Linked DNA regions of Homo sapiens: region 1 is linked to region 2. Evidence: chromatin loops called from intact Hi-C (ENCODE). Cell type or tissue: PC-3. All regions are shown on one strand. Each heading gives the region's core, and the rest is flanking DNA. Links, peaks and the distances in the headings are about the cores only.

Evidence for each region. Hi-C counts contacts between places; a loop is a spot of excess contacts. Peaks named below come from ENCODE experiments on the same cell type or tissue, not always from the same donor. Only the 100,000 strongest peaks of a DNase experiment are listed, where the experiment ranks them.
Region 1: a loop joins it to region 2, with 8 times the contacts of the local background. A loop is called at or near these places in 1 of 110 quality-filtered maps.

What each region holds. Positions count from the first base shown.
Region 1 is chr11:1,058,457-1,063,823 of GRCh38, reverse strand. It overlaps LOC107987157 (a long non-coding RNA gene), which reads left to right. Exons shown (of 5, transcript XR_007062544.1): 4 at 1-707; 5 at 948-3,492. Among named protein-coding and RNA genes, the nearest start is that of LINC02688, 11 kb to the right of the region's middle. RefSeq lists an enhancer at 2,182-3,381. In PC-3, for the core only: no CTCF peak of the experiment used is centred there; a DNase peak (open chromatin) is centred at 2,803; H3K27ac peaks cover 4,540 bases.
Region 2 is chr11:1,151,651-1,157,017 of GRCh38, reverse strand. No RefSeq gene overlaps it. Among named protein-coding and RNA genes, the nearest start is that of MUC5AC, 3.6 kb to the left of the region's middle. RefSeq lists an enhancer at 4,511-5,264. In PC-3, for the core only: no CTCF peak of the experiment used is centred there; DNase peaks (open chromatin) are centred at 2,897 and 4,467; H3K27ac peaks cover 3,718 bases.

The sequences.
Region 1 (5,367 bases), core at 134-5,133, 93 kb after region 2:
TGAAAGAGTCAGGAGAAGAACTGGCCACAGTGGTAAAGTACATTATCAAAATAACCAGGAAACATAGGACAAAGAATAGCAGGAAATAGTATACCGTGTGTTTATTAAGTTGGGTTGTAAATAAGAGGGATAGGAAAGCCCCTTCCCACACTCTTTTCCCGATGATCTCATTTCCAACACCTTCATAAGCCCCTTCTTTCATTTGATACACAGTCTTTCATTTGAAAGCAGTCTAACATGTTAATGTGTCAGATAAAGCTTGTATCTAAAGACTGCTTTCAAAGGAAAGGTTCATAGTCTTCTTATAATGTTTTTATGTGGTTTTGAAATCGGGGTAATACTGGCCTCAGAGGAAGAGTTGAAGGTGTTCCTCTCTTTTCAGTTATTGTTGGAAGGGTTTGTGCAGAGTTGACATACTTCTTTCTTAAATCTTTGGTAGAATTCACCAGTGAAACCATCTGGGCCTGGGGTTTTCTTTGCAGGAAGGCTTTGTTGTGTTTTATTTACAATTCAATTCCTTTAACATATAGGGCCATTCAAGTTATTTCTGCCCAAGTGATCTTCGATTCATCCTGTGTCCAAGGAGTTTGTCCTTTTCATCCGGGCTGCCAAATGTTTCGACTTGAAGTAGTTCATGATGTCCCCCTATTATCTTTGTAATATGTGTAGAATCCACAGTGGCGTCACCTGTCTTGTTCCTAACATTGGTAATTTGTCTGTTTTCTCTTTTATTCTCCAGCCTGGCTAGGGGTTTATCCGTCTAATTGATCTTCTCAAAGAACCAGCTTTTGGTTTTGTTGACTTTTCTCTAGTGTTTCATTTTGTTGTTTTATTGATGATTTTGCTTTTCCTGCTCACGTTGGGCTTAATTTGCTCTTCTCTTTCTTTCCTAATTTCTTACGGTAGAGAGACCATTGATTTGAGGCTTTCCTTCTTTTCCCATGTAGGAGTGGAACGTGGTGGATTTTCCCTACATGCGGCTTTGGCTAAACCGCACGTTCCCCTCCCTCCTGAGGGTCTGTCTCCTCATCCACCCGCTAGTGCATCTCCAGCTTCTGTACCTCAGACTCACCTTGAAAGTCCACTTGACATCCATCACTGTGCAGTCAGTCAGGAAAAGGAAGCCACACTCGTTATTTCAAACAGAAGGAAGTTAATACAGAGAACTGGTTACACAGGTGCTGGAGGCTGGAAGAGAAGACGGGCACCGAGGCACCTGACGTTGTGAACAGCAGGAAGCAGCTTCCACTCCCAGGGCTGGGGGAACAAATGAAAGAGGTTGGGCTGCCAGAACCCAGGAGCACAGAGAAAGGATGGAGTGGCAGAGCCAGTATTGGGAGTGCCAAAAGAAGTGGTGGGCTGGAGTAGCCACCCCCCTCTATGGCTGGAGGGCCCTGAAAGAAGCTGGTGAAGGAACAGAAATCTCCTCTCCTCACCTCCCACCAGTGCCTTCCAGGAAGACATCTGGTCAAAGAGCCTGAAAATACAGTGTGCACAATCCCAGCCGCATGTATCAGTCAGCTATTGCTGCATAACAAAGCACCCAAAAACCAAGGGCTTACAACAATGTGTTTCATGGATGATAGACGGATAGAGAGATAGAAGAGATAGGTAGAAATGTGTGTGCGCACGTGTGTGTGTGTGTGTGTGTGTGTGTGAATGTGTGTGTGTATGGATTAGGGTATATACAGATGCTTTCTAGTATTCTCCCCTGAGAAGGTCTACCAAAAAAAAATGACACCCCAGTAGTAACTACCACACCCAATGTCCAGATCTTGGTTTCTAAATACCATTTTCCAATTAAAAGAATCAGGACTCCTTAGAGAAGTAGCTGGGTCTCTGGGGAAGGAAATTACAAGATAAACCTGGAGCATTTTATGGTGCCAGAAAGTGAGGAAGGGCTCAAAAACAGATAGGGTGAAAGCACACAGGAGCCACTGTGAAGGGGCTGCCATGGCCAACACTGGAACAATTTGAGAAACAAAATAAAGATAATGTTGGATTATAACCCAAATAATAAAATAAGTATCTACAAACCCATAGTGAAGTAAATAACTGCACAAACAAATAAGAAGAAACAGCTTATTTTAATAGAATTCCAGTTACTTAATGCAGAAGAAATGAAGTAAATAGAAAATCACCATCAGAGGCCACAGGATTAACAGCTGTCTACAGAGGTATGCTAAAGTCAATAGGCTGAGGTTAGAAGAGAAACAAGTTATTTACATGAATTCAAAGTATCTTCCCTAAGATATTTATTAATTACAAAGTCGCAAAATAGTAACTTTGCAGTGCAGAGACCTGGCAGACGCCACCTGAACCAAGGGTTCAAGGTTAACATCCCCAGCAATGGGACAGGCAGCGTCATACACTCTGATAAGCTACATAAGAGCACGTGGCCGGGCCCACTGGCTCACACCTATAATCCCAGCATTTGGAGAGGCCACATTGGGAAAACCGCTTGAGGCCAGGAGTTCGAGACCAGCCTGGGCAATCTAGGGAGACCTTGTCTCTGCAGAAATGTTAAAAAATTAGCTGGGCACAGCAGTGCATAGACTCTGGGGTTCCCAGGGACCTCAAACTCCACCCTAGTGGGGCTGGACCTGGGGTGTGGCCTGTGCCGGATGTCCTCGCTGGCTGACATTTGCTTTCTTTATTACTCCCTTCCTTTATTGCACCGTTTAATTGTATTAAATGGTGCCCAAGGCATAAGGTGCAGGATTTTATGGCCTCGGGGTGACCCTGCAGTGAGGCCTGGCCCTTTCCTTCTTTACTTTGTGAGCCCGGGGCTGCCCTGCCCTCAACGGTGACGCTATGGGAGCCCTTGACTCATGTGCCAGGAATTGGGAGGGACGCCAAAGGCAGTGCTGTTTTCCATACAGAGCTGTGGCACTCGTTACAGAAATCAGAAAACACAAAACTGTCCGTGGGTGGAAGAAAAATGTCCCCCTCCCCCTCCCCCGAGAAGCCTCTTAATCCTTCAAAATCTTTCCCACCTTCTGTGCAGGTCTGGGAGATTCCTGACATTGTCCTGGGCATTCCTGGGGACAATTATGTAGCCGGAGTCTTTTCATTAAATGACATTTGACGTCTCTGAACTTAAAGCAATACACGTGCACCGAGGGCATGTCCAGATGCAGAGACGTGTTCGAAAGCTCTAGCGCGTCCCCATGTCAGCGGCCTGGGGTCCCCAGGTGGCAGTATCGTTTCAGGTGGGGAGGGGTCCCGGCTGCTGGGTGCCGTGGCCTGGCCTGGGCAGGCACAGTTGCTCATCTGCGATGGGTTCTGGATAGCAGCACCCTTGCTGGTTATGGGGGTGAACAGTGTTCGTGAATCTCTGCCCGCATGGGCACCCACGGGTGCTCCTAAGTTCTCCTGGTTATTACCACAGATTGTTTTACAGCCTCTTTTCCCCCACAATATATCGGGGAAGTTAAATATTTGCTGAGAACATGATTATTGATTGATTGATTGATTTTGAGGCAGGGTCTCGCTCTGTTGCCCAGGCAGGAGTGCAGTGATGCAATCTTGGCTCACTGTAGCCTTGAACACCTGGGCTTAAGCCATCCTCCTGCCTCAGCCTCCTGAGTAGCTGGGACCACAGGTGTGCACCACCAAGCCCAGCTAATTTTTTAGTTTTTAGAGATGGGGTTCTCACGATATTGCCCAGACTGGTCTTGAACTCCTGGTCTCAGGTGACACCCCGACCTTGGCCTCCCGCAGATCCAGTACCATCTTCCCAGGCTTTCTGTTTTCCTCCTAGGAGAGCTGTGGCTAAGGGGTCAGCCCAGCTTGACTGTCGTTCTGCCTCTGCTACTCATGATGGCGCCCGCATCCCCCTTGCCTCTGACGGCTGAGAGCCACCTCCTGGCAGTCCCAGGTCCCCCTCGCCTCTGACGGCTGAGAGCCACCTCCTGGCAGTCCCAGGTCCCCCTCGCCTCTGACGGCTGAAAGCCACCGCTCGGCTGTCCCGGGTCGATTCTTCCCATTGCGACTCTTTTCCAGCTGAGTGGCTGTGGCTCCCACTGTGAGGTCTGTGGCCCTCAGAGAAGAGCAGCCCAGGGATCTGTCCCTATTTCTACCCCACTCACTAATCTAGTTCCCAGTGTGGGGAAAGGTCTGTCTTCTGGACCTTCTGGTGGGTGAGGAGGTCTTAAGTGACAAACCTACCCTAGCCTTCCAATCTCCCTAGGCCTTTGCATCCCTTCCTCCACAGTAAACCAAGCCAGGTCTGGCCTTTCCAGTTTAATGTGACCCCTTTTCTGTCTATGTTGCACCCAACGAAGCAGCCAGCGGTTAGCGCCCTGCTAACTCCCTGAACCACACCTCGAAAGGCAGACTGTCTGCTTGGTGGGCACCTGCAGCACGTTCAGCGTGACCCCTTCATGGTCCTCCCACACCCCTGGACCGCATTTCTGTCTGTGCGGGACGGACACGCCACACCGCTCTTGCCATGGAGGTCACCTCCGTGGTTTGCACTCAGCCTCTGGCTCTGGGGCTTGCTGGACTCGAGTCAGCACCTGGGACCCCGTCAGTGAGGATCAAACCCTTGTTCTTACGCACGCGTTTTTAGGGAGGTAACACATTTGTCACTTTTTTTCTTTATTATTTCTTCCTTTGTTTGTATGCTTAGAAAAGTGCTCTTCTCTAAAGATCAGATAAATATCTGACTCTATTTTCTTCTCACTCTTTTTTAAATTATCCTTTTTCCTTATTTTTTACCATATAAGCATTTCTCACATTAAACATTAAACATTATTTTTTATTAAACATTATTTTACTAAACATTATTTTAAAATTTTAAATTATTTTAATGGGGGTTTTTTTGTGGTTTTTTTCTGGGTTTTTTTGTTTGTTTGTTTGTTTGTCTCTGCGACCCAAGCTGGACTGCAGTGGCGCAATCTCGGCTCACTGCAAGCTCCGCCTCATGGGTTCATACCATTCTCCTGCCTCAGCCTCCTGAGTAGCTGGGACTACAGGCATCCGCCACCACGCCCGGCTAAGTTTTTGTATTTTTAGTAGAGACAGGGTTTCACCGTGTTAGCCAGGATGGTCTCGATCTCCTGACCTCATGATCCACCCGCCTCAGCCTCCCAAAGTGCTGGAATTACAGGCATGAGCCACCGTGCCCAGCCTTTTTTTTTTTTTGAAATGGAGTCTCACTCTGTCACACAGGCTAGAGTGCAATGGCGCATTTTATGTGTTTTTTCTGGTTTTTCTTTTCTTTTTCTTTTTCTTTTCTTTTTTTTTTTTGCAATAGAGTCTCACTCTTTCACCCAGGCTGGATGGAGTGCAGTGGCGCGATCTCGGCTCACTGCAACCTCCGCCTCCCAGGTTCAAGCAATTCTCCTGCCTCAGCCTCGCGAG
Region 2 (5,367 bases), core at 221-5,220:
CTGTTGACTGGTCCGAGCAGTCCCAGCACAGAAAGGTCCCAGTGAGTCTTTGGCCTGAAGGGCTCTGGCTGAGAAGGTGCTGTTGTGTGATGAACACTTGCCCAGACCACAGGTGTGTGGCTGGACACTGTGGCTAGACTCTCCCTCCCAGGCAGCCACACACTCCCCAGCCAAGGTCGGCTGCTCCACTGCCCATGTGGAGCGTCCAACCAGAAGGTCTCCCATGGGAGGAATGGCAGGAAAGGGAGAGGCTGGGCTGGGCCCTTTGTCCTGCTGCAGAGGGGTTAGGGTTGAAGAGGTGCCTCAAGGCTGTTCTGAGCACTTGCTTCCAGCTCTCTAGGGACCCGTCCCAAGCTCTTTATGATTGCCTACTTCTCCATTTCTGTGCCTTTCCCTCCCCATGTCCTGTCTTAGCCCAGGTGCCTAGAGAAAGAGCACTTCACATGTGGCAGGAGTGTGGGGAAAGGGAAAATGATTGAGTGAGTGAATGAATGAGGTAATGAATAAGTAAGTGGATAAATGAGTGAGTCTATGAGTAAATGAGTGAGTTAAAATGAATGTGAATGAGTGAGCGAGTGAGTGAACAGGTGAGTGAGTGAGTAAATGAGTGAGTAAATGAGTAAGTGAATGAGAGAGTGAATGAGTAAATGAGTGAGTAAATGAGTAAGTGAATGAGAGAGTGAATGAGTGAGTGACTGAGTTAATGAATAAATGTGAATGAGAGAGATAGTGAAAGAGTGAATAAGCAAGCAGTGAATGAGTGAATGAGTCAGTGAGTGAGTGAATGAGTGAATAAGTGAATGAGTGAGTCAATGAGTGGGTGAGTGAGTGAATGAGTGAGTGAATGAGTGAATGAGTCAGTGAGTGAGTGAAAGAGTGAATGAGTTAATGAGTCAATGAATGAGTGAGTGAATGAGTGAGTAAATAAGTTAGTGAGTAAGTGAAGGGGGAATGAGTGAGTGAATGAGTCAATGAGTTAGTGAGTGAGTGAATGAGTGAGTGAATGGGTGAATGAATGAGTAAATGAGTGAGTGAGTGAATAAATGGGTGAGTGAATGAATAAGTGAATGGGTGAATGAGTGAGGGAATGAGTCAATGAGTCAGTGAGTGAGTGAATGAATGATTGAGTGAATGGGTGAATGAATGAGTGAGTGAGTGAGTAAATGAGTGAGTGAATGAGTGGATGCATGAGTGAATGAGTGAGTGAGTCAATGAGTGAGTGAGTGTATGAGTCTATGAGTGAATAAGTGAGTGAGTGAATGGGTGAATGAATGAGTGAATGGGTGAATGAATGAGTGAGTGAATGAGTGAATGAATAGATGAGTGAATGAGTGAATGAGTAAGTGAATGAGTGAGAGTGAATGAGTGAGTGACTGAGTTAATGAATGAATGTGAATGAAAGAGATAGTGAAAGAGTGAATAAGTGAGCAGTGAATGAGTGAGTGAATGAGTCAGTGAGTGAGTGAATGAGTGAATAACCAAATGAGTGAGTCAATGAGTGAGTGAATGAGTGAGTCAGTGAGTGAGTGAATGAGTGGATGCATGAGAGAGTGAATGAGTTAATGAGTCAGTGAGTGAGTGAATGAGAGAGTGAATGAGTTAATGAGTCAATGAATGAATGAGTGAGTAAATGAGTGAGTGAGTAAGTGAATGGGTGAATGAGTGAATGAGTCAATGAGTCAGTGAGTGAGTGAATGGGTGAATGAATGAGTAAATGAGTGAGTGAGTGAATAAATGGGTGAGTGAATGAGTAAGTGAATGGGTGAATGAGTGAGGGAATGAGTCAATGAGTCAGTGAGTGAGTGAATGAATGAGTGAGTGAATGGGTGAATAAATGAGTGAGTGAGTGAATGAGTGAATGAGTGGGTAAATGAGTGAGTGAATGAGTGGATGCGTGAGTGAATGAGTGAGTGTATGAGTCTATGAGTGAATAAGTGAGTGAGTGAATGGGTGAATTAATGAGTGAGTGAATGAGTGAGTAAATAAGTGAATGAGTGTATGAGTGAATAAGTGAGTGAGTGAAAGTGTGAGTGAATGGGCGAATTAATGAATGAGTGAGAGAGTGAGTGAATAAGTGAGTGAGTGAATGGGTGAATGAATGAGTGAATGGGTGAATAAGTGAGTGGGTGAGTGAGTGAATAAGTGAGTGGGTGAGTGAGTGAGTGGGTAAATGAGTGAGTGAATGAGTGGATGCGTGAGTGAATGAGTGAGTGTATGAGTCTATGAGTGAATAAGTGAGTGAGTGAATGGGTGAATTAATGAGTGAGTGAATGAGTGAGTAAATAAGTGAATGAGTGTATGAGTGAATAAGTGAGTGAGTGAAAGTGTGAGTGAATGGGCGAATTAATGAATGAGTGAGAGAGTGAGTGAATAAGTGAGTGAGTGAATGGGTGAATGAATGAGTGAATGGGTGAATAAGTGAGTGGGTGAGTGAGTGAATAAGTGAGTGGGTGAGTGAGTGAGTGGGTGGCGACTGACTGAGCGAGTGATCACATTTAAGGCTGAGCGGCTGACAGGGTTAGGGTGGACCACCCCAGCCACTGGTGCTTCAGGAGGTCTGACTCGACCAGGTGTAGCCAGGGTTCCCCTGCCCTGGCCCAGGAGTGGACACCAGGTCGCCTGGTGCTGATGAAGGCAGAGGAGGGTCCTGGTAGTGGACAATGGGCCCCGCGGTGGGACCAGATCCCAGGGCCAGGTGGTTATGTCAGTGGGGCATAGGGAAGGGCTTGAGGGTCTGCAGGTGTGACCGGGACCCTGGCCAGGGCCGCATGTGAGTGCCTGAAGGCCTGCCCTCCTTACGCCCTCAGATAGACAGGAGGCAGTGGGTGAGTCAGTGTCCAGCCCCCAACAGAGGACAGGCCTGAGTCACTGGCCCAGTCCATACCGTGACCTCTGAACAGTCTGAGTCACCAGCGTGGCCCTCAGAGGGGAGTGCCCCCTGCGTGTCTGAGGCTGGGCCAAGCCCCGGGGCACCTGGCCAACTGGCCACCCAGGCCTTGCCGCCCCAGCCACAGCTTTCTCCTCCCTCAGCCAGACGTCACCCAGGGCCGCTGCTGGGGTCCAGCTGGGGTGACTTCCCCCCACCAGTGTTGGTGACCCCTGGCTGTGCTGGGCTTCCTCTTGGGGCCTGGGCTCAGGCACCCAAAACCCCTGGGCATGGGCCACGGGCTGACCACCTGGTCCCATGAAAACCCCACCAGGCCGAGGCCTCAGGAGGCCTGAAGCCAGTGCCTACAGTTCCAGAGCCTACAGCCCCAGGCTCCACACACCCAGAACTTTCCAGAAAACCCACTGGGCCTTGTTTCTGAGCCCTGTGGGCATTTTCTGTGTGTCCCCAGGGGCAGTGAGGTCCCGGCCACGCCACAGGCCTCAGAGGGGAATCTGAGGTGGTCACTGCAGCCTTGCTGGGGGCTCTCAGAGGGTGCAGGCAGGGCTGGCCGAGCCGTGGCGCAGCCACCTGCCTCCTGGGAACCCTCCCTGAGGCCTAAAGCTCTCAGCATATGCCCGGGAGTCCCACCCACCGGAGGGCTCCATGCCATCTCCAGTCCCCTCAGCTCCCAACCCCCATCCAGCACAATAACTCCTCCTGCTGCCTCCCAGCAGGGGCCCTGGCCAGGCCGGCTGGATACCTTCCCCCAGCCTGGGGCCGGTGTCAGCTCTGAGACCGGCAGCCAGGACAGGTGTAAGACCAGCGACTTGGCCTCAAAATCAGGATCACTCTTCCCCCGTGAGCTCCCGACCCCCCGTGGTAGCCAAGCCCAGCACTTGCATCTCGGAACCCTGATGCCCCGGCCACCCTGCCCGCAGCGCCGACCACTTAGCGGGCACGGCTGCGCATGCGGTCCGGGTGGGGCTGCAGCAGGGGCCTGGGGGCCGGTGTCTGAAAAGCAGGCGCAACCCCTAAAGCAGACCCTGCCTCAGCCCCTGAGAAGGGTGATGACCCCACCGGGCAGGAGTCCACCCTCCTGACTTGAACCTGCACCCTCAGGTGAGAGGCACCTTCAGGGAAGGTGTGTGCCTGGGACCAGCAGCTGCCTGTCATCTGGAAAGTGTTTGCAGGAGGGTCCCCAGGGCGGGGACAGTGCCGGGCAGGTGGGAGCTTTTGCTTCTGTGGGATGTGCAGGAGGAAAGCTGTGCATGGGGGTGGCACGTGGGCTCCGCCGGGACCGCAGCCCACAAACCTTCACTGCACTCTGGTGCGGGAGGCCCCACAGCTCTGGTCCTGGGCGGCCGCCAGTGCCCCTCTCTCCTCGGGATCTGACAGGTGAATGCAGACAGGAGGGCACTGGAGAAAGGGCGGGGGTCACGGGCCTGATAGGAGCTCCCAGCCAGGTATTGCCACAGAGACAACAGGATTGGGAATGGAGGGAGGCCCGGCCACATCCCAGGGCAGCACTGTCTCCTGCCGCCAGGTGCTGACCCCGCCTCCGGCCCCCTGGACTTGGGAGGAATTGTGTCGGTTAGCTGTTTGTCCTGGGTGACTAACTCAAGTGAGATTAACCACGGCCCGCACCACATCCGGTGGGGAAAGCCCCCTGTGGATGGCTTCGGCCCCACAGAGCTGGGGGAACAGCCTGGGGTGCCCCAGGGCCACTTCCCCTGGAGGAGGGAGTGAAGAGGGTCCTGCTCCCCAGGACCCCCCAGAACTCCCTGGGAGCCCCTTAGACACCCCCACAGGTGTGTATGTTCCAGGTTTCTCAGCCCCACCAGGCCGAGCGCACACTGTTGGGGGCACCTGGCCCAGTCTGCCCTCCAGCAGCATCAGGAGAGGCCCCCAGCCCGGCCTGAGCCCAGCCAGGACACCCCAGCCCGGTGGTTACTGGCCAGGTGAGCAGGGGAGGGAAGCACTGGTTTCAACATCGCAAGCCCTGGGCTGGGCTCACACTCTGCCCCCAGCCTGTCGCTTCCATCCCAGTTTCCGGGCACAGCCCCTAGGAGGTGACCTGCAGGGCCGCTGGGGTCAGCCTGGCTCTGGCTGGCAGGACCTGGGGAGGCCACGCCTACCCTAAGGCACCTGGGGTGGAGGGTGGGGGTCTGTCCTGGGGAGACCAGGGGAGGGCAGCTCCACACACCCTGCCCACAGGAGACCCCAGGGCTCTGTGGAGCAGACATCTTCCCTTCCAGGCGGGGGGTGGCGTAGGACTCCAGCAGCTCCCGCTGTGGGGCCCTGAGCCCGTGCATTACCCTCCTGTACCATCTGTTAAATGGCTCATTTAAAGCCCGCTGCTCAGAGCCCTGCTGCCCTAGGAGGAACCCAGCCATGCACCCCCACAGCGTCCAGGCATGCTAGGTCCCCTAGGAGGAACCCAGCCATGCATCTCCACAGTGCCCAGGCATGCTGGGTCCAGAGGTGAGCTCAGTGCCAGC